3 separate regions of the Homo sapiens genome follow, and all the other regions are linked to region 1. A link is a loop called in an ENCODE intact Hi-C map of the cell type or tissue named here. Cell type or tissue: GM12878. All regions are shown on one strand.

Region 1 (8,000 bases):
GAAGTGCATCAAAGGTAAATAGCAGAAAAAACAGGGCTAGAAAGTAAGGCAGAGACCAAGTTTAGAGGACCTTTGTACGCTATGCCAAGGAGTTTGAACTTACTGTAGTAGGTGAAAGGGAGCCATTAAAATGATTTAATTAGGAGGCTACCAGATGCACAGATGTACCTATTAGACTGGTAGCAGAGTGGAGGATAGGATTGGAGTGGGTTAGATTAGAAAAGCCAAGACCAGAAGCAGAGAAAGCTGGTAGGAAATGATTGTAACAGATCATACTAGAGATGAGGAGTGCTTGGTTTAAGGCAAGGCAGGGGCGACAGAGAAGGGATAAGTGATTGGAGAATTAAAAGTGGCAGGACTTGGTAACTGATTCAATATGGTGGTTAAAGAAAAAGGAGTTGAGAAGGACGCTCAGGTTTTTGGCTTTAATGACAAGTGAACTTTGGTTCACCAATCAAGAAAAATAATGGAGAACTGATTCTGGGAGAACAGTGATGAGTTTCATTTTGAGCATCTTGAGTTTCTGATGGTTATGGGAAATCCAGGTGGAAATGTTCACTGGACAATTTTTTGTTTTTGATATGTGAATCTTGAGCCCCGGGGAGATGTTGAGTTAGAGATTTAGAGTTGGAAAGCATCAGCATACAGATGCCGGTAAAAGTCATCAGAAGGGTTGAGACCACCTAGAGAGAACATGGGCCAAACACAGAAACTCAGAGGACTATCAGCATTCAAGGGGCAGACACAGGCGAAGGTCCAGGAATTGTTGGCACTAGCCCTGGACTATATCTTTTAGGAACTGTGGGATTGAATGAAAAACCCCAGCATAGTGGCCCCAATCTTTCTTCTTGGAACTTTCTGAAACTATTCTGTGGTGTACATGATTGAGAATATTAACACATTTTAGGACTGCATATCTTCCAACTTCTAATATAGTACCTTTTTTTCTGAAGATTGTTGCAAATTGCTTTGCAACAATATTCATAATACAAATTTCTGAGTTCCATGATTGAATTTTCTTTAAGCAGAAAATTGTATTTATTTTCTTCATCTCATTAACCTAAAATGCTTTTGTAGTATCACATCCCTTTTGACCTAGTATCTTAGTCAGCTTGGCCTCCTATAACAAATACTATAGACTGGGTGGCTTAAACCGCAAACATTTAGTTCTCATAGTTGTGGGGACTGGGAAGTTAAAGATTGAGGTGTTGACCAATTTCCCTCTTTCTGGTTGTAGACTGACATCTTCTCGTTATGTTTTCATACAGCAGAGAGAAGATTATCTCTCTTATGTCTCTTCTTGTAAGGGCATTAATCCTATCATTAGGGATCCACCCTTATGACCCAATTACTCCCCAAAGGCCCCACCTCCAAATGACATCACACTGAGCACTAGGGCTTCAACATATACATTTTGAGGGAACGAACATTCAGTTCATAACATTCAGGAAGAATTTTTTTCTTCCTGTTAGTTTTAACATATATAAAGCACTAAGCCTTATGAAGGTTAAGATATATATGTTTAAATAGTGCCTAGAACATAATAGGTGGCCCACACAATTCAAGTGGCATTACTCAAATTCATTGCCATTACCTAAATATGCACACCCTATTCTGTAGTCACAGACACACATGCAAGCAAGTAAGCTAGGTCTTTCTAAACTAGTGATTGCTCAGTGTTAAGTCTTGCCTTTCAGGTTTTGTTTCAATTTTTGGCATCGAAGGGCAAATTAGAAAAAGAAAAAGTACTGGTATGTAGATTTGGGGGTTATTTCCCTTTAGATTATGACAGGATGTTAAAAACTGATCACAGTTGATATACAGCAGCTTGCTGGAGTCTCTGCAACATGCCTCAAACACAAAAATCCCTGGTGATGGACGACTGTGGGTAAAAACATGCATGCATCAGATTTCTTCTCTGATAGCTTCCAGACCCCATTTTAGTAGGTTTGGCTCCCAAAGCAAACTCCATTTGACAGCACAGGAGTAGCTACTCAGTCATTCTCCCAAACTAGTCAGTCATTCCCCCACGCTTGGCCTCTTTTCAGCAGGCAGGCTTGACTAGCTGCTTACTTCCTCTCTCCTCTTAAGGGAGAAGGGAAGTGACAGAACTCCCTGGTGAGTGCTGAGTTGCGATCTGTGCATACAGTTTTACAGGGAAGAACAAAACTACTCTATTTTCTCTGTTTCATTGTAATAAATCTCTGAAGAGATCTCTGGTTGGTTCACCTCAGAGAGGGAGAGAGAGAGAGAGATTGGGACAGAGAGAGACAGAAAGGGGGAAAAAAAACGAGGAGGAGGAGGAGAGGAGAAAGAAAGAGGAGGAGGACTAGAGAGAAAGGGAGGGTAGAGAGAAAGAGAAGAGACAATGTGCATTGTTGCTGACATGCACTGTTTTTGTTTCTGTGTGTGCTTTGTACTTGTAATGGTTAATGCCCAGATGTGTCCTAAACCCCATGAAGCTGTTTCCTTCCCAATCACTAGTGAGTAGTAACAGTCCAATCCAAATGTAACCCTTGATCTTTTTCATAAGTAGAGCATAGAATCCTTTGTTCTCACGTACCTTTTTTTAGTACATCATTAAATTGAGTAGAATAACAATAATAATAATAAAAACTCAAGTCAATGTTCCAGTAACCTACCCCTAACTGCCTCTCCCTATGAAACTGCTACTCTTTAATGCACCACAGCTTTGCTCACATCCAAGGCAAGACCTCAATTGATCAGTTGAGGTGATCTTGTTATACCCTTGCGAGGCTATAGGCTACCACACCCAATACATCAACCTTAATCAGCGCTAAGTCCCTATTGCTATTGCCACTCTATTGATCTCTGCTTGTAGGAGATGAGGGTAAGAGAAATTTTTCTTTTACAGTCTTTGACAAAAAGAGAAAAGAAGAAAAGGGAAGAAAAGGAGAAGAAAAGGGAAGAAAAGGTGAAGAAATGAAAGACCTGGAAAAAAGAAGAAGAGGGAGAAATAAGGAAGAGGAACCACTGAAGAAAACTTGAATACTAGTGTCCCCAGGCTCCACACCTACCTAATTTGCTTTTCCCTGTTTCTCCACTCAGCAATGCATTAAATATGTGATCTTTCTTTTAGCCACAGCCTTTCCATTCCTTACTGTGGAGTCAAGAAAAATACATGATATAATGAAGATAAGACAGGCTTTGGAATCAGCTCACCCTAGGTTCTCATTCTAGGACCTAGCACGGTAACTAGCCCATAATGTCAAATAAACTCCTTTTCGTAAGAAATTTGTTTGAGTCCCATGTAGCAATGGCAATGCTCCTGGACTGTATATATTATTCTACCATTGTATGGTATCAGTAAAAACTCACTGGGAATTCACTTTTCTCAACTGTGTTTGGCTATGAGAGCAAGGAATTTCAATTGGCAGGCAAAGTATGTTGTTGCTTAACACCCATATATGAACATGCATACTTGTACACATACAATGTATACATGGTAAAAACAAACAAACAAAAACTCAACCCATACCTAACAACAAGTATACAACAAAAGGTCTCTACTCCCTCCTCCGCAACAACCCTTAGATCCTTTTGAAAATGTAACCACTGGACCACTGTTAACTGTTTCTTGTTTGCCAGATACACTTCAACATGGGGAGGAGGCTGGTCCAAGTTGCTTTTCATTTGCACAAGGTGTTGAAGTAGAGAGTACTCAACAGTTTAGGGTGGGTGGCATCAGGACCTTGGGCTTCCATGGGGATAGTAGCCGTGAAAACAGGTAAGATGAGAGGATGGGAGACATTGCCTGCTTTACAGTCTTGCCTCTTTCGTGGTGTGACTCTTAGATCATGAATTAGAAGGGTCCCATCAAAGGAAAATCTGAGACCTGGAAAAGGAAGTGCCTTGTGCAAGGTTACACATGCAGCCATTTAGAGGCAGAGCTGATATTAGCCCCTAGTCCTCTAGCTTCCTAGGACTCTGTTCTTTCCCTAATTTCCCAGAGCCTCCAACAGTGAAACAAACAAAGCTAGCGCCTCTGCTTCCGGCAACTTCCACTGGTACTCTACTCTCTGTGTCTGGACTGTCAGCCTTACAGATCTGCTGGATTCTTCTAAGGGAGGACTTTTTTCTTTTCTACTTTTAGTGGAGACATGATAGCTTGAGGGCATAAAGACATAGTTTTCAAACTGTAGTATGAATCTGAATCACCTGAGCTGATTGTTAAACATGTTAGTCTTTCCCAGAAGTTACTGACTCTCAAAGAACTTTCGCTACTCCTTTGAAAAAGGTATCAGATACTTACTGGAATTTTTTGTGTTCACATGATGACTTTCTACAGAAGCCCTAAGTCTAGAGCAAAAACACCATCTTGTTTTAAAAATTTCGTTATATTGTTTCTGTTTGATTATAAAATTAATACATATTTATTGGCAAAAATTAATATTACAAAAGAATATTACGAAAGATATACATCAGCAGATGTTTTTAAAGCCTTTTCATCAACTCTCAAGAAAATCTCCATTCTGGACACAAGAGGGAGCTTTTAGCTAAAATGAAAATTTTAATGCAGGCAGTTTCATGGGGGATACATCATCTTTACTTTCTTTAACACATTTGACTTTTTTCTCTTTAAAAACACATTCGCTAATGATTATGGAATTGTATAATGATAGAGCTGATAAACTTCTTAATCATCATGACCTCTCTACAGCAGTTGATATTGTAACTACCCAATGGGTTCATTTTGCCTGCTGCCCACATAGAGCCGATTTATCAAGACAGGGGAATTGCAATAGAGAAAGAGTTTCACACATGTAGAGCTGGCTAAATCAAATCAGCCTCCCTGAAAATTTGGAGGCTAGGGTTTTTCAAGGATAGTTGGGGGGAAGAGAGGTGGGGTGGCCAGGCAATGGGTGCTTGTTGCCAGTTGGTTGGGGATGCAATCATAGGGGCATAAGAAATGGTTCTCATGCCCACTGAGTCACTTTTGGGTGGGACCACAGGAGCAGTTGGCAGGTCCAGGTGGAGCCATTGGTTATCAGACATGCAACAAACCTGAAAAGACATCTCAAAAGGCCAATCTTAGGTTCTACAATAATTATGTTATCTGCAGGAGTAATTGGGGAAGTTGCATATCTTGTAGCTTCTGGAATAATGGTGAGTAATCATTTATGTCAATACCTTGGCAGAATTCAGGCTCCTCTTATCCTCTTAGCCTGGTGGTCTCTCCTTAACTTTTCAAAGGCAGTTGCATTTTGAGGAAGTGCTATTATTATTTAAACTATAAACTAAATGTATCCCGAAGTTAGCTTGGCCCAAGGCCAGGAATAATTAAGGGCAGCTTGAAGGCTCAAAGCAAGATGAGGGGTTGGTTAGATCAGATCTCCTTTACTACCATAATTTTCTCACTGTTATAATTTTTGCAAAGGAAGTTTCAATATGGTTGCCTATTCCTGTCTTTAAAGATTCTCCTTCCTTGTCTCCTGAGATACCACTCTGTTCCTGGCTCTGCTCCTAATTTTTTGACCATTTCTCTTCCTTTGCTCTCCCCTTGAGTGTTGGTTGCTTCTCTGAGACCCTCAGTCCACTTGTCTTCTCATTCTGCAGTGTATACACATGTTCTGTGGCTGACCTCATCCATTCCCATGGTTTCAACTACCACTATGTGCTGATGAAGTAATCACCTGCATATCTCTTGCTATTAAGCTTATACTGAGGCACAGATAATGCATTCACTTGCCTACTGGATAAGCTCAAAAATTCCAAAGCAGCCCAGAAAAAGGTCAATTAACCTGACCCAAAGGGTAGTACATTTTAAGACTACATAATAGGTTGGTTAGGGAATCTCTGAGTTTTCCGAGTCCACAGGGAATCACCTTGGATGACCATGTGAACTGTGATTGTAGAAACAGAAAACAAAACAAAACGAAACGAAAAAAGAGCAACAAAAACCACAATAACAAAAACACTAGAGCACAACAAAAAGTTTCACTTAGGCTGGATTGTCCAATATAACAGTCACAAACTGCAAACGGCTTTTGAGCATCTGAAATGTGTTTGGTTTTAATTGAGATGTAGAGTAAATGTAAAATACTATCAGTTTTAAAAGAAAGCAAAATATCTCTCTCTCTTTTTTTTTTTTTTTTTTTTTTTTACTGATTACAGAACAGTTCCTGGTTCATACGAAATGCTCAATAAATGTTAACTGCTACCATTACTAGACACTCTCAATTCTGGTCACTTCAAATTTCTTGATATTACCCAAACCTACCAGGCACTTTGATGCTTCTTTACCTTTGTGAATGCTGTTTCTCCTGCCTGGAATGCTCTATTGCAAATTCTTCACCTATGAAACTACTACACATACTTCAAGATCTAGCTAAAACATTACCCGCTTTTTGAAATCTGCCACATTACCGGTGGTTATTGTCTCCTCTGTGGCACCGTGTAGATATTGCTATTATTGCACAAATGGTAACACAGCTACACTTGTAATATAATGGGTGTGTCTGCTTCCTTACTGGACTTTTAATCTCAACAGAGATAGGGGCTTGTTGGTCTCCTGTTGGTATATAGCACGAGTGTCTAGCACAACATTTGCCACCGAGTAGGTACTAAATAACTGCTTTTCAAACTGAAAATTGATTAATCTAATTAAACAATCTATCTTTACATATGAGGAAACTGAAGCCCTGGGAAGTGATGGACTTTTTGGACAAGCTTACGCTTTGGACCCTAGTGGACCAGGGGGCCTTTTCTTTTGCCTCTGAAGAAAACAGGCAAAGTGTAGCCCCAGAATAATTAAAATAAAGACTTAAATTAACAGAGATGCCTCACTTTCACTACTTGTGAGAAAATAATGATGGGTGTGAACCCCAAACCTTGATACTGAATTAAGCGTATAATATATGTCCAAACTTCCACTAATTTCTGGTGTCAGGATAAGGATAATAACATTTTGCTATTTAACATCCCTCTGTGGCTGGCTAGACAGCAGGACCTGCAAGCAACTGTAGAGTCCAATATTGTTATGTGCTTGACGGAAAGAATACAATGAGTCAAATGACCTAGATACTAGTCCTTACTTTGTTGCTAACTTCTTAGATAAGTTACTTAAATTTTGTCAACTATTTTCACATCTATATGATGAGTGCTTGGATCAGATGATCTCTAAAGTATAACAAACTCCCTTCTGATTGTGACTGTGACAGGATTCTTCATGTACAATGAGATTCTCTCTTATTTTTAAAGCTCTCTAGAAAAAGTTAATATACATTTCCCTTAAGAATCCCTTCAGTTTTATATCTCTGAGCTAAGTAAGTAATAATGGAAAACTATATCAGATTGGATAGTGTTTATAGATTACAAATTACTTTACATGCAGTATTTCAATTTTCAAAACCTCTGAGGAAAGTTGACCAGTTAGCTTTTTTATATCAATTCTGCAGACGATGATGATGATCGTTATGATAATAAGAGCTAACATTTTATTGAGTATGCCAGACAGTGTTCTTAGAACTCTGCAAGTGCTATCATATTAAGTTATTCTAGATGAGGATTCTAAAGCCCCAAAATGTCAAGCGATTTGCCCAAGTTAGTAATGACAGATTCAGGACTTGAATCCAACTTGACTATCTCTAATTTCTGAGTTCTATGCCAATCACTCATCCCCTACAACTGTTTTGTATATCATTGAATTAGAGAATGAGTAAACATCACCTTTTATGACAGCCCTTCACAATTGGAAGATATTGTTCATTATCCTTTTAATTTTGTCTTCTTTTTTGCATAGATTACATTTCTTATCAGAGATCTGGCTGGCTCACATCATTTTGTTAGAGCTAATCCTGTGTATCTCTTCTTAACTCTGCATTCAGTGACATCACTTTGGTGGTGCTATGGCTTGAATATATCCTCCAAAGTTCACATGTTGGAAACTTAATCCCCAGTGCAACAGTGCTGAGAGGTGAGACCTTTAAGAAGTGATTAGGTCATGAGGGCTCTGTCCTCATGAATGGATTAATGTCATT
Region 2 (8,000 bases), 55 kb after region 1:
TAATTGAAAACATATCAAGAGCCACAAGATGCAAGCAATTTTTTTCTGAGAGAGCGTTCAACTGTTAAGAACAGGAAATAAAATTTTGTCCAATAAATTAGATTATTATTTATTATACACTTAAGTGTCTATAGAGAAAAGAGGATAAAAGAGGAAAGTAAAATGGTATTCTTCTTAGAGTTTCAAATAATGATAGGTTCCCCAAATGACAGGTGTAGTCACTAAGCAAAGGGCAATATTTACTGCTGTGCATAGAGTGGGGATCATCTATTTTTTATATGTCAACATTTTCAGCCGTATCTCACACAGTTACTACGTGTCAGTTAATATTAACCTATATTTAATGAAGGAGGGCCTAACATTTCTTTTTACATAATCCTATGTCTGAAGCAATGGTTCTTAAGGGAATGACAGCTGGGAGGTTATAAAACTTAGTTGGGGGGCTTACACTGCCAAAAGTCTAACATTCCACCTAAGGAGTCATCTGTGCTTCCCCCAGAAACATGATGGCCTCAGTAAGCCATGATTACAGATGGGAATGGATTTATCACTGTGTTGTAGAACAAAACGGTAAAAATTGCTGATGGAAAGTTGCTAGATAGACAAATACATGCATGAATATAGGATCATATCACTGATAAAAGGCAGGACACAGGTGGTATACACAGAAGGCAGGAGAAACTTTGTAAGTTCATTAAATAATCACGGTACAATTAATATGTTAATTTACGGTCATATTTTGAATTATTGCCACAACATGCTAGAAAATAGGCCTAATCACCTTTGTAGCATTCTGGTGAGGGAACTGGGCCATCAGAGAAGCATGGATACTTTGGATCAGTCCAGTGTGCTCTGTTAATGTAACCATTCTTCCTTCTAAATCATTTGGATTTGTTCAGCAAAGTTCCCCATTCACAGGCCATCTAGGAGGGGAAAAGAGACATGTACGAAAATAATAATAATAATAATGATACTAGGTAGAAGATAATAAGTTTCCCCAAATATGAAGTGTCAGGGACATTCACAGGTGGGAAATATGACATCGGGTTGGAGTAGAACATCAGGCAAAGCTCCATTCATCTCCAGACCACTCAGCTCTTTTCCCAAGCAGAGTAGCAGTTATTAGTGCACTGGGATAAATTAAACACTGACTTTTGATTGTATTATTACTATAAAAATATATTAGTTATTCCTTTCAATGTATGATTTCCACAAATTCTGAAATGTAAGCTCATTACATCTTGGAGCCAAAGATTGCTCTGCTGGAGCATCTTCCCCATCAGGCAATGGAAATCAGTTTGGGGAGAAGAGGTTGTTCTGTCTTATTCTATTTAGGCATGTGTTCTCTCAGTCACTTCTAGCCACATGGGTCTGCTACCTACCATGGTAGAGATTATCTAGGGCATTGGAGGAAAATTAGAGAAAATCTCTGTTCCTCAGCAGGCTTTTGGGCAGCAAGTGAGGAAGTAAGATAACGCAGTTCAAGCGCGGGCATGCCTGCGCGCATGCGCGCGCGCTCGCGCGGACACACATACACACACACGCGCGCGCGCGCGCGCGCGCGCACACACACACACACACACACAGAGCTGCTTTGTCCGCTGTGAGGTTGGAGGTTTGGGGACTCTGTGCCCACTAAGCTACTTTCTATTTCAAGTGCCTGTATGTCTGAGGCTGGGTTTGAAGCCTCCAGCGTGTTTGGAGTTAATCCCCATTAGGTTGGACTCCGCCCCTTTCTCCCAAAGGTAAAGCAAGGTTTTCAGGCATCACTGCAAAGGGCAGCTAGTATTCCCATCCTTGTCTAACAAGCTGTAAGGAGAAGTTGTTTCTGAGATCTGAGCCTGAAGAGAGGGAACAAGTCAGTCAGCCTTCGTGGTCAGAAGGTAAATATGCAACTTGGGCCAAATGCAATTCAAACAGCTGGATAAGAAACTGCTTTGCTCTCCCCTTGCTCAGCCCCCCCTTCTCCCCTTCCTTTCTCAGGTTTCCTGTCCTTTCATCTCAAAGCTCAGAGAAGCCGTTTTCTACCCGAGGGCAGCCTGGTGCTTTTTTATTTCTTCATAGTCCGTTGTTTGCACAGAGGCTAAGATGAATCAGGGCTGGATTCCTATTTCATATTGACAAGATTTGAGGACCTAAGGGTTAAGTGCTAGTTGGTTTCCCCAGGGGAGTTGGTAACCTGAGGAGATGAAGTGCCTGTTTCTGGGAGTGGAGAGAGTGATTTTGTTATGACCTGTCTATACAAGTAAAAATGGATCCGGTTTGCTAATGTGGTAGGTTGATCTCCTGGATTTGCCTAAATCTAAGGGGTTATGCGACGGAAATGGGGTAATGAAGTTAAACTGAAATGCAAATATTGAGGCCTCTCAGGCTGGAAATAAAAGAATGCATCCATTTGGTAAATATTTATGAGTTCCTACTATGTGCCAAGGCATGACAATTTCCAGAAGAACCTGAAATACTTAAACTATAAATCCATTCTTGCAAAGAACACTTGGCCAAGTGGTTTCATTTTGTGGTGGGGAACTGAAAATAGAATGAAGCCTAGGGGTGAGGAAAAATCACCCATGGAGTGGTTGTGGGGAGAGAAAGGGGAAAGGAGAGATGTTCTAAATCTTAGGTGGTTTCAAGTCTTTTCCATTACTTATGAGAGAATAGGGTCTTTTCTGGTAGAAAGGGAGAGAATTGATACCTACTCTGGTGTTAGGTATAGTGCAGATGTTTCACTTGAATTTTATGCTTAATCATTTCCATTTTATAAATGAAACCAAAACTCAGAGGTTTTAAGTGATCTTTTTATGTGCATATAGCCTGTAAGGGGCAGACCTCAGGACTCTGTCTCTGATCTGATTCCAAAATTGTGACTTTTCCACTAAAACAGTATTCCTCAATCATTAGTTCCCATTAGAATAAATTGAGGATTTTTAACAATATGAATTCCCATAAATTCGAATTCAGTGAATCAAGGAGGGGGTGACATAGTCTGCATTTTGAACAAGCATTGAAAGTGATTCTGAACAAGCATTGAAAGTGATTCTGTTGAGACAAACATTCTTGATATACCATGCTGCCTCTCAACTTCTCTGAAGTGATTGGAAAAGCAATCAGCCCATCTTCTTCCCATATGGGCCAGATTCACTCAATAGAAGTGGTCAGCTGTGGTGACATTTTATTCCCAGCTTATACAATGGAGTGGAGAGACTAATGGGCAACAATAACAGGGCTGGGGTTTAGGGCTTAACAATGTCTTGCCAGGGATCTTGATAGGGGTAGTTTCTAACCAGCTGAGAGTGTGAGATAGAACTCGTAGCCAACCAGCTTATCACTGAAGATGATGGCACCTGTCTAGCCAGAATAAGAACTGAGATGAAGATCTCTCATTGGTACCTCACTTTTAAAATCATAGGATAGATGGGGAGCTCAAGGAGCAGCATCTTGGGGAGAGGGAAGGAGAGAGAAGCTCATATGAAATTTGGGGAGGTTATTCCAGTTCCTACCTTTCCAGTCTCAAACTCTGGAGAAAGGAAATAGCCCAGGGCCTGATGTGGAGGTTCTTTTTATGAGCTCTCTTTGTCTCTGCATGGTCAAATATATTTATTTAGAGTTGATCATTTCAAAGTTATCAATTGCTCAGTTAGTCCTTTCTCTCCACTTAGTCTCTGGCTTCCTGCCTTTTAATGCCTTACCTGCTTGTGAGCATTCCCACCTCTGGATGGAGAGATGCAAATAAACACATAAACTCACCCAACACAGTTTTGCTGGTCTTTCTACCCCAAACTAAAAAAGGAGGGAAGGAAGAAGAAGGCCCAGAAAGAAGTTCAGCAAACATGAAATCTGAGGAATTTGAAATAAAAGACACAAGTCAAAAGAGAGATCTTCTTAGAGTCACCAAGATGAGTGAGTACATCATGAGATGATTTCAGGCACAGGAGAACTCAGAGCACTTCTCATAATGGAGATAGCCAGAGGAGAAGAAACCCCTGAGGGAGACAGGTAGCAGAACATGAGGAGAGAAATGTTTGGGGAGTAGCAGTATTTTTTTTTTTTTTTGAAGCTTTGTCTGAAACAGAAAGATCTAGCATGGTCAGGCTGCTTATATACCCAACTTGATATAAGGAGTCACATCGGTCCAACACGTTTCTCTGGAGCAGGACTCTATTTACCCACTGGAAACATATGCCTGCATATCTCATTCATTTCCTAGGGAAGTCTCAACTCTGAGTAAGATGTATTTGTAACAGGATTGGCAGGAAGACAATGCACACTGTCTGGGGGCGTGAGGAGAAAGGCCTGTTCACGTTCCTTTGCCAACACCAGTGCCAAGAAAGCTGCTCTTCACAGACCAGTCCTAAACCAGCAGTCTTGCAGGCATGTTTCCCTCAGCAGCTGTTAAGTCACTGACTCCCTTTCTTACCACTTCATGTTCTAGTCTTTAATTTGCTTACTGTTTTGCCTGTACCCTCTTACCCTGGGAAAGGCAGTGCTTTCCTTAACTCAGAAGTTGCACAACAAGCTCAAGTGGAAACAAAAGGATTTGTGTCTTTTTCTGTGGGTACTGGGGAGGAGGTGATACAGGAAGGAATAGCTTTGTTTTTCTCCACCAAGAGAAATATAAAAGCAACGTTTCACTTTCATTGATACTTCATTGTAAGTGCCCATACATTAGTAGGTATACAAGAAAGTGAAAAAAGTGAGAACAAATGATTAAAGGCTTGGCAATTGGACACCACAGGGAGAGGGAGAATGCTCATTATGGGGAAAAAGGCTAAAGGTCTCCTGCTAGCAATCTGAGTTGATGAAGGGCTCTCATTTGGAAGATGGTGGCTAGCTGTTCTCCATTACCTCTGAGGACCCAACAAAAGGATCTGGCCTTAGGTTGCAACAAGAAAAGTTTATAAAGGCATATAACAAATTATTTATTGACGGTGAGAGTTGTTAAGCTACTAAGAGATATTATAGATTTCCCTTTCCTAGAGTTCTTTAAAAGTAATGGAGATAACCATTTGCCATGTATGGTTTAGGTGGGTTTCCTGCATCATATAGGTTGAGGTGACTTCTACCCACGAGGCTGTGCTAGAATGGCTAGCATTATCTCTAAAGATGAGCAAACATTAGGCTTTAGTAAGGATAGCAAATTCAGAACAGAACTCATATTTTTATCCTATTTATTACAACTTTCTGGCAACATCCACTGCATCTCATACAACCAATCTCGGAAACAGGCTTGCGGCCCATCTAGCAGATTTAAAAACCTGAGGAATGAGGGATAATGTGACACCTAAAGAGAGAGGTTCAACTGCAATCCTATCAATGCCTGGTAACTTGACCACTCTACAAGAGCATCAGGGTGAGTTCTTGGTTCCTGAAATCCAGTGTGGCTGTTTGGCTGGATATTCCAGGACAGGGAAACAAAGCTGTTACATACATGAAGTATACAACAGGAATTAAGATAGAATAAAATATAGCATTGTTTGTGATTTCTAGTTATGTAAATATAAAGCGACTTAACCGGTTTCTGGGAATGAACTTGGATTGCTTTGGAGGGTTGTCATGAAGGAGATTACTCCATTGCAGGTGGCATAACTAAAAGCATTTTCTAGAATACACTTCACTGTCCACCACATGTGAACATAAAGCAGTGTGTGAACAGACTCCATGTGCCCTGCAGCCTCTCTATCCAGCCACAAGGGAAGTTGGGCTGAGACTCATATTGTGTTCAGAAGCTATTAAGTAATTGGATCTCTGAGATCTCTTTCTTGATTGCGTTCAAGTCAAGTCGATGATTTAGAAAGGTTTGCATTTAAAGTGTATAAGCTTCATATCTTCAATGTTTAATTCCATAGTCACTTTTAACTTTATATTGTTTGAGTCCTGAAAAGAGAATATTAGAGAATTATCTGTGGCAGTGATTCTTAACCTGCTGTCCACGGATTGTGCTAGCCCACAACATCTCTAGTCCTAAATAGGGTGACCATTTCATCCAAGGTTTTTTGGGACTTTCCTGGTTTTATCACTAAAAATTCCACATCCCAGGAAACCCCTGAGTCCCAGGAAAACTGACATAGTTGGTCACCCTAGTCATAAATGAAATAAGGACTATGCGTTTTTCCTAAAGTTGAAAGTACTTCATCTAAATTCTGAAGGACAATGAGTTTTTCTAAAGCTAAACACATTTAATTTAAATTGAATTTTGAGAATTTGTCTTCCTATGTCTTGGCTTCAAAACGTCGCTTTTAAACTGAAATCATGGTGACAGTAGTTGATAGTATTGTAGTTTAATTTAACAGCTTCATTTGTCACAGGTGAGGACAACCATATATTACAACCCCTCCCCTCATTTCTACTGTAGTCACGGCACTACACAGAGATAGTCCGTTCCTCTGCCTTAAGTTCTCTGCCCCTCCTACTGGTTGTTATATTGGGACTTTTTAAAAAATTTTATTTTTCCATAAGTTATTGGGGGTACAGGTGATATTTGGTTACATGAGTAAGTTCTTTAGTGGTGATTTGTGAGATTTTGGCGCACCCATCACCCGAGTAGTATACACTGCACCGTATTTGTAATCTTTTATCCCTCGCCTTCCCCCCAAGTCCCCAAAGTCCCCAAAGTCTATTGTGTCATTCTTATGCCTTTGCATCCTCATAGCTTAGCTCCCACATATCCGTGAGAAATATGATGTTCAGTTTTCCATTCCTGAGTTACATCACTTAGAATAATAGTCTCCAATCTCATCCAGGTCGCTGCAATAATGACTTCTTTTTCTCTAGGCAGATACCCAGTAGTGGGATTGCTGGATCAAATGGTAGTTCTACTTTTAGTTCTTTAGGGAATCTCCACACTGTTTTCTATAGTGGCTGTGCTAGTGTACATTCCCACCACCAGTGTAGAAGTGTTCCCTGTTCACTGCATCCATGCCAACATTTACTGTTTTTTGATTTTTTGATTATGGCCATTCTTGCAGGAGAAAGGTGGCATTGCATTGTGGTTTTGATTTGCATTTCCCTGATCATTAGTGATGTTGAGCATTTTTTCATATATCTGTTGGCCATTTGTATATCTTTTTTAATAATTGTCTATTCATGTCTTTAGCCTACTTTCTGATGGGATTTTTTTTTTCTTACTGATTTGTTTGAGTTCGTTGTAGATTCTGGATATTAGTACTTTGTCAGATGTATAGATTGTGAAGATTTTCTCTCTCTGTGGGTTGTCTGCTTACTCTGCTGACTGTTCCTTTTGCTGTGCAAAAGCTCTTTAGTTCAATTAGGTCCCCGCTATTTATCTTTGTTTTTATTGCATTTGCTTTTGGGTTCTTGGTCATGAAATCCTTGCCTAAGCCAATGTCTAGAAGGGTTTTTTCAATGTTATCTTCTAGAATCTTTATGGTTTCATGTCTTGGGTTTAAGTCCTTATTCCATCCTCAGTTGATTTTTGTATAAGGTGAGAGATAAGGATCCAGTTTCATTCTCCTACATGTGGCTAGCCAATTATCCCAGCACTAGTTGTTGAAAAGGATGTCCTTTCCCCACTTTATGTTTTTGTTTGCTTTGTTGAAGATCAGTTGGCTGTATTTGGGTTTTTCTGGGTTCTCTATTCTGTTCCATTGGTCTATGCGCCTATTTTTATACCAGTGCCACGCTGTTTTGGTGACTATGGCCTTATAGTATAGTTTGAAATCAGGTAGTATGATGCTTCCAGATTTGTTCTTTTTGCTTCATACTGGGACTTTTCATCTCCAGGTGATGATGTCCATGAGGGACATTCGGAGTTAGTTTTGACTACAAGTGCTGAGATTGAAAGAAATTATATACTTGCCCTGATGGTGTTTGCACTATGTCTGGAGAAATTGGGTTTCCTTCTGTCTTCAATATTTTTTGAAAATCTCTATGGGAAATCATGGAGGCTTTTAATTGTAATACTTTTGGGGTAATACTGTAGGGGAAGGCTTCAGGTAAAAGAAAAGTGAGAAATTATGGCTTTGCCGTTGAATCACTGTGTACCC
Region 3 (8,000 bases), 670 kb after region 1:
CAAATGCTCTAATGACCATTGTCAGTAAAATGGAGATTAAAATGGTATTTATCTCATAGGATTCTTTTTATTTATTTATTTATTTATTTATTTATTTATTTATTTTTGAGACAGGGTCTCAATCTGCCACCCAGGCTGGAGTGCAGTGGTGTGATCATGGCTCACAGCGGCCTTGACCACCGCAGGTTCAGGTGATCCTCCCACTTCCCCGAGTAGCTGGAGGTACAGGTATGCGACACCATGCCCGGCTAATATTGTGGGTTTTTTGTTTCGTTTGTTTGTTTGTTTTTGTTTTATTGTAGAGAGGGGGGTTACACCATGTTGTCCAGACTGGTCTTGAACTCCTGGGCTCAAGTGATCCACCCACCCTGGCCTCCCAAAGAGTGGAGATTACAGGAATGAGTCACTTATCAAGCCCAACTTCACAGGATTTTTTTGAGAATCAAATAAGACAATTTGTGTAAAGGACCTAACACAGTGCCTGGTGCATAGTTAGAACTTAATAAATGTCAGCTGCTGTTGACTTTTGATATGGTAGAAATGAAGCCAAATTTCAATAGGTGGCAAAAGGAATTGGAGATGATGTCTATACAAATAGAAACTATACTTTTGAAAATTTTCACAGTGGATTTGAGGATGGAGGAGGAAGTAACTTTGGGGGGGGGCAGTTTTCAGTTTTAGTGGAGAGACTTGAACTCAGGGAAAGGGAGAAGTGAATGAAGATTGAGAATCTAGGAGGAAAGAAAATGAAACAACAACCTGATGAGGTAGGAAGATCAAGAGTAGAGATCAGAGATTAACCTTAGAAAGGAGCAGGAATAATTCTTCCTCAAGAAATAAAATCGAGTTGGATGCAAATATAAGATTTTACGTGGGGTGGGGGAGATTCATATCTCAAAGACTCTTTCCTCTATAAGGTTGGAGACAAGCTTTTCTGTTATGGGGCATGGATAGGGGAACTTGATGGAACACTGGCTATGGAACTTTCAGAAAGAAATTGGCCCAGGAGATTCCAAAGGGGAATATGTATGAAATGGCCCTGTGGGCTTGATGGAGCTTGGAAAATCGAACTTGGCGGCGTCAATCTGCACAACCATGTGAATTACTCTAGAAGTGCTGAAAAACCTGAAAGAAGAAATCCAGAAACTAGAGGGGTGAGTTAAGTCATGACTTTTAGTTGTGTTGAAATACTTGGAAAAGTTAATGCCACCATTGGCAAACATTTGAATCCCATACCAGCCTGTCATTGGAACCACTGCCTCTGGGACCCTGGTCTTGTCAAAAGGCTCTGCAGCTTGCTCATCTTTATCCTGCCTGGTGTCGTATTATGTTTGCACAATGGCACAGCCTCCCCAGACATTTCTGGATTTCTTTCCCTGAAATCTCATTGCAACGTAACAGAGACAGACGGTACATTGGAAAGCTCTGAGGAGGAACATAAACTGTGACTTTTGTGGAGAGAGAATGATACTGCTGAAGGATGGGGGCTAGTGCTACAGAGTCTGAGTACCTTTCAGGACTCCCTGAGCCTAGCCATAAAATCCCTATTAATTTGAGAGATGCAGGACACAAGCTTTATGGTGTCCAGGATAAATCCAAATAAAATGCTACAATGGCTGGTGTGCTGGGTTTGGCTCCCTTGAGACTCCAGGGGTAAAGTTACAGGGCTAACAGGCCAACTCCTGTCTGGGCAAACTAAAGGCAGAGCAGAAGTCAGGGAAGGAGACGTTGTCTGAGGAGGCTACAGATTCAGAGAACAAATGCTTTAGCTAGAAGTTGAGATGGCAAGGAAGAAATGGAACAAGTTTTCCTAAAAAGGTGCCCACTGGGCCCCCTGGAGGCTTGCAGCTCAGCTAGAACTTAGCCAGGGCAGCTCTGAAGATTCCATTCAGACTTCCTCTAGAGAGCATGCACCTTCTGCTGGGGAAAACAGGCCTCCCGTAGGCATTTCCCCATCTTACCCTGACCTTTTGTCCTGGGACTCAGACAAGTATGCATTCCCCTTAGAGGCTTCCAGGCTCATCTGGAGGTCTGCTAAAAGGATATGGAGTGCCAGTTTACATTCAGATAGCACACACATGCCCAAAGCACTTTCCCATCCAGCATTTTAAGCAGACTAGTATGGTGTCAAAAGCACTATACTGGGAGTCAAGAGTCCTAGCCCTGCTACTTACTAGGAGTGTGACCTTAAGCAAAACACTAAGCCACTCTGAACCTCAACTTTTAGCATTCATAAACTAAGGATAATAGTAGTGTTGTCCTAATAGAGTTGTTGGGAGGATTAAATAATAGTGCTTAGCATAGAGTCTGGCTCATAATAAGCTCTCATTAGCTGCCATCCTCATCCTCATCATCCTCATTTAACATATAAAGAACTTGAAGCATGTATTAGGCTTGAAGCCTGGCTCTGACACTTATGAGTCATAAGACCTTGGGCAAGTCACATCACCTCTCTGAGCCCATTTCTTTCTTCTCAGTTTAAGGTAGACTTGGCTGATCCTACAAGATACTGTGTGTAAAAAGTATACAATACTTTTCGAATACTATAGTATTCATTTCCCTTTTCAGAGAGCATCATCTCTTTTTAAAGACAGGGAAAAGTACCTGAGAGGTAAAGGCATTTACCCAGTGAAGCAACAGAAAACCTGGAATGAGAACCCAAGGCCCTCTACTTGCAACCCAGGGCTCTTCCTAATTATATTCTCTGAAAGCAGTTTGGTCTGGTACTCAGAATAGAGTGTTCCACATGGTCCCAGCAATGCAGGCTGTGCTGATGATGTGTGTGTTTCCCTGATGCTCACCAGCCAGAAGGCAGCAGTGCTGACTGGGCCCCTCGCAGGCAGATGTCAGAAGCCAGAACCTCAAGCTCTTTGTTTGCCCCTGTAGCAAGTGACTAGCATTCAAAAATAGAGAGTTCTGGCCATCTTCATACCCAAAATACTTTCTTCTCCCCACAATCACCCAACCTTGGTGTATGAATCCCTATCATTCAAGCTTTGTCCTTTTAAGCTTCAGCCCTTGTTCAAAAGGTGAACTCCCTATGACATGCATACAATGCCTGCTACCAAGAATAAGCAATCAGAGCAACAGTATGAATTAAATTATTCAGTGCTTTTTCTCTCTGGAAGCAGGAAAGAGGGAGATTTCAAGTGCAGGACACTGTTCAGTCTTCCTGGATAGCTAGAACAAACTACAGACAGCAGGAAAGATATTATAAATGGAGAGAGGGGCACATAAAGAGTAGGTTGCAAAAGCAGCCCATCTCTACCCATTTTGAAAGTGCAGGAGCAGGACAGACAGAAGAGACATTCCTGGAATGGTGAAAAGAGCATCCATTTAGAATGACAAGGTCAGACTTCCAATATTATGGCAAATTTCCTAACCTGTCTATGCCTCAGTTTCTTCACCTGTAAAATGGAGTGATCATATCATCTACCTTACCAGATAGTTCTAAGTGTAAGAAGAAAGAAATGTGTGTGAACATGCTTATAAATCAATGCCCAGATCTAAGTGATCATCAAGGATTCGGTTAACTTCTCAGAGGAGGCTCGAGGATGCAGTGACCTTGACAGCTAAATGGCCAGGAGAGATGCACCTGGCGTTCCTCCCATCCCCTTCACTGTTAAGTGGAGCATTTAATGCACCTGCCATGCTTCCTCTCTGAGTCTGCCTCTCTTCTCATCTCTGGCAAAGTGGAAGCATTTAGTAGCTCTCCCTGGGGCCAGCAGTAGGTTTCAAGGGCTCTGATCTGAGAGCAGTGGAGGTGGGCAGTTGGCAGAGGGCAAGGCTCTTCTGAGACTGAATGCCTTCCCTCTGGCCAGCTGTAGCCTCCAGACAGATACGGAAGTCCTGCCACCAACCTAGGGTAGCAGAGACAATTAGGATGACCTCTCAGTGACAAGACTCTGGAGTCATTAAAGCAGTGACATAATTGGCCTGACAAAGCTGAGACGGCAGACACACAGTCCAGCAATATGGCAAAATAGTTGTCTCGAGGAATAAATAAAGCAATCTATAAATAATTACTGAGGCTATTAGCTATATTTTATCTTCTCCCCTATCCTGCTTCCTGACACTACTGGATTCAGAGGCCCCACAGGGGTGGCAGTCAGAGTAAGAGAGGTGACAAGGGAAGGAATGGCTGGGGCCAAGGACTCCAGCTGGCTAGAGGCTATTGGGGACCCTGCAAAATATCTACCTACAAGTTCCAGGGACCCCCCAAAGTCTTCTGTGATGAAAGCAGGCAGGAATGGGTGAAGAGTCACCTCTAGTGAGGAATGGAAGAGAGAAAGGACTGCTAATAGGACAGAAATACCTAAGGCCCACTTATCAGGTCATGACTTAGCCCTAGCCACTACAGAGGTGACTGACCCTGGGCAAAGCTGAAGCTCCGGATATGTGTGGGAAGTTAGTTGAGAGGGTGGTAAGATGCCGGGCTGTATAATTACCCTGAAAGGCCATTCTCACGATTTCCTTCTCTTTGCTTTTATTAAATAAACCCTGAACTGAAAGTGACAGAAAGGGGAAGATCATGTATGAACAAGTAAAATCAGAACTGGTAAGGAGAAAACAAGGCCAGCCACATTATCCCTCAAACTGAGAAATTTAAGTTTCTTTGTACTCTGCCCTAAATTTTATTTAATTCATTTTATTAAACACTTGGCATATTCCAGACACTAAGTGCTTTACAAATATTGACTCTCATAACCCTCATCACAGCCCTCTGAGATAAAGACTATAATAATTCCCATTTTACAGATGAGGAAAACAAGAGACAGGGACATTAGGTAAATTGCCTGAAATAGCATAACTAATAAATGGTGAAACCAGGATTCAAACACAGGCTAGCCCAATTCTGGAGAAGAGACCATGCTTTTCACCTCTATGATATGCTTCCTGACAACTTACATTCAAACTCTACACCTACCATGTTCTGTTGATATTTGATATTTATTGGTGGGTATCCCCTACCAGTCTAAGCATTGATGGTAGGCACCATGAAGGCCAGGGCCAGACCTTTCTGGTTCACCACCGTACACCGTATTCCCAGGGCCTAACACAGGGGCTGAATGATTAAATGAATTCATTAATGAAATATAGATTTCATGAGTATTCAATGAAAACAACCAAATGCCAAATAAAATAATTGCAATAGTTTGAGACAGGAGCTATTTTCAATGTATGTGCAGAACTGTAGATGATTCTGTGCTATAGGAACACAGAAGCAGAAGGGTTTGGTTCTGCCTGAAGAAGTCAGGGAACGCTGTACAGAAGGGATGTAACATAAGAGCTGGGACTTGAAGGAGAAGTAGGTATTCACAAGCAGAGAACGGCCATCAGGTGGAGGTATTCTAGGCCAAGAGAAAGGCATGAGGAAAGTCAGAGCTGTCTGGGGACAGGTAGTTGGTGTGGTTGGAGTCTAGGATATGCACATGGTAGCCAGAGGTACCTTTGGAGAGCTAGGCAGGAACCTACTGGTCAATTCAAACTTGATCCTACAGCCAGAGCAGAACCATCAGCCAACTTTTTTTTTTTTTCTTTTTGGAAATAGAGTCTTGCTCTGTCATCCAGGCTGGAATTCAGTGGTGCCATCTCAGCTCACTGAAAGCTCTGCCTCCCAGGCTGAAGCAATTCTTGTGCCTCAGCCTTAGCACACCACCACTCCCAGCTAATTTTTTATATTTTTTGTAGAGATGAGTTTTCGCCATGTTGGCCTAGCTGCTCTTGAATTCCTGACCTCAAACAATCCACCCGCCTCTGTCTCCCAAAGTGCTAGGATTACAGGCGTGAGCCACTGGGCCTGGCCCCATCAGCAAACTTTTAAGTAGGACAAAGTTATGACAATCAAATTTGTGTTATGGAAATGTCATAATACTCAAGGGAAAGATGGAAGAGACCATGAAGCCAAGGAGACCAGAAAACGGAGGTTTGAAGGCAATATCCTAAATCGAGGATAGAGATTGTTAGAGGCTGTATTGATAGCTCTTGGTGATAGGATGTGGAAGAATAAGGGAAAAGGAGGATTCAAGAATGACTCCCAGTTTTCTGGCCTGGGAAACTGGATAGATGGTGTTGCCAAAAATGAATACGAAATATGTGAGGTAGGTTAAGATAAGCGTGATGATAAATTTGGTATTGAGTATGTTGAGTTTAAGGTATGTGTGGAGGGATTATATACCAGTGGTGATGCTCAGTAGGCAGTTTGACACATAGATGTTAAACTCAGGAGAGAGATATAAGAAATCAGATTTGATTCATTGCTGTGCAAGATCAGTCATTGAAACCAAGTGTGTGAATGTGTGAATGAAAATAACCTTTTTGTTTTTTTTTTTTTTTTGAGACGTAGTCTCGCTGGTCTCCCAGGCTGGAGTACACTGCAGTGGTGCGATCATGGCTCACTGTAAGCTCTGCCTCCCGGGTTCACGCCATTCTCCTGCCTCAGCCCCCTGAGTAGCTGGGACTACAGGTGCCCACCACCATGCCTGGCTAATTTTTTGTATTTTTAGTAGAGACAGGGTTTCACCGTGTTAGCCAGGATGGTCTCGATCTCCTGACCTCGTGATCCGCCCGCCTCAGCCTCCCAAAGTGCTGGGATTACAGGCGTGAGCCACTGCACCCGGCCTAATCTTTTCTTTTAAACTCACACAGATCATGATTTGATCCATCCTATGATGAAAGGAAACTCTGTAGGTCTTAGGATAAAAGAGAGATGCCTTCCCTTTCAAATACTCATTCCTAAACTTTTCAGTAGAGAGATTATTCCTGATACATTTCTAGATGCTTAGGGAAAGTCAGTCAATGATTATGGACAAGCCAGAGGCTTGGCTCCCATTCTGAGAAGTTGAGCCAAAGACTCCAGGTACTTACTTCCTTTGCATTTTGGAAGCCAGCTGTCAGAGGTGTATGAAGCTGGCACAATTGGTAGCAGCTCTATGGTCTCCACATTGCAGGAGGGAATATATCTTTCTTCCAGTTGCCCCCTACACTTGTCGACTGACTGGCTATTGTGGCCCAAAGCAAAGGTTGGCAAATAGGCTTTCCTTTTCAGAGAAAAAGAAAGAAGAATTTTAAAAAAGGGCATTTTTGCTAAAATGCTCAGTGAACTTGGGTGAGTAATTTATCCTCTCCATGGCTTGAGATATAATGCTATCTACCTGACAGCAAGAAAGTTGTGAGGATCAAATTAATCACGGAGTATTAAAATGCTTTTTAAAATACACTACAAGCAAGATATATTATAATTTCAAGCACCAAGATCTCTGGGCTCTAGTTTCCAATACTTCATTGTTCCAATTAAAAATGGTATTTTACTTGGCCTTCGTTTACTTTCCTATATATGACAGAAGTGACCATAGACCTTTCATATTTTGGATTGTGCACATGTTTGGGGGGCAGGATGTGTGCTGGCTTGTAGACAAATGCAATGATCATAAATGGCTTTAGAATAAGTAAGCACTTGGCCGGACGTGGTGGTGGGCGCCTGTAGTCCCAACTGCTCGGGAGGCCAAGGCAGGAAAATGGCGTGAACCCGGGAGGCGGAGGTTGCAGTGAGCCGAGATCGCGCCACTGCACTCCAGCCTGGGCGGCAGAGCGAGACTCTGTCTCAAAAAAAACCAAAAACAAACAAACAAACAAAAGAATAAGTAAGCACTTAAAAATGCTAAGTAGGTTTTTATATACTACCTGACATTATTCTTTTAATCTTTCACATCTCTTCCTCTGATATCTCTTTTTCTTCAAAGAATTCATGCAAGCATACACTACTGAACCCAGTCCCCTGTGAGGAAAGGGGGGAAAAATGTCTTCCTGTGCCCTGATCTAGAGGCAGAAAGTGCTCCTTTATTTAAATTAACAAAACAAAACTAACATTTTTATTAGTTGTCTATGGTTGTATAAAAAAGCAGCAAATCACAGTCCCTGAAATGTCTGCAGTTCTCAAAAGCCAAAACAAGCATGAAGACATGAGCTAATATCAGGCAGACAGGCTATGCCACACAGAA

What was found. Peaks named below come from ENCODE experiments on the same cell type or tissue, not always from the same donor. Only the 100,000 strongest peaks of a DNase experiment are listed, where the experiment ranks them.
Region 2: it touches region 1 in a loop (2.2-fold over the local background); 1 of 110 quality-filtered maps calls a loop at or near these places.
Region 3: a loop joins it to region 1, with 2.7 times the contacts of the local background. A loop is called at or near these places in 1 of 110 quality-filtered maps.

The regions. Positions count from the first base shown.
Region 1 is chrX:112,728,486-112,736,485 of GRCh38, reverse strand. No RefSeq gene overlaps it. Among named protein-coding and RNA genes, the nearest start is that of MIR4329, 48 kb to the left of the region's middle. In GM12878, a CTCF peak has its summit at 4,493 (motif pointing right); no DNase peak of the experiment used is centred here.
Region 2 is chrX:112,673,712-112,681,711 of GRCh38, reverse strand. LHFPL1 (LHFPL tetraspan subfamily member 1) reads left to right here and starts at 1,774. Exons shown (of 4, transcript NM_178175.4): 1 at 1,774-1,883. In GM12878, no CTCF peak of the experiment used is centred here; no DNase peak of the experiment used is centred here; H3K4me3 peaks cover 1,089 bases; H3K27ac peaks cover 2,055 bases.
Region 3 is chrX:112,063,415-112,071,414 of GRCh38, reverse strand. All of the region lies in intron 1 of TRPC5 (transient receptor potential cation channel subfamily C member 5), which reads left to right. Among named protein-coding and RNA genes, the nearest start is that of TRPC5, 15 kb to the left of the region's middle. In GM12878, no CTCF peak of the experiment used is centred here; a DNase peak (open chromatin) is centred at 4,444.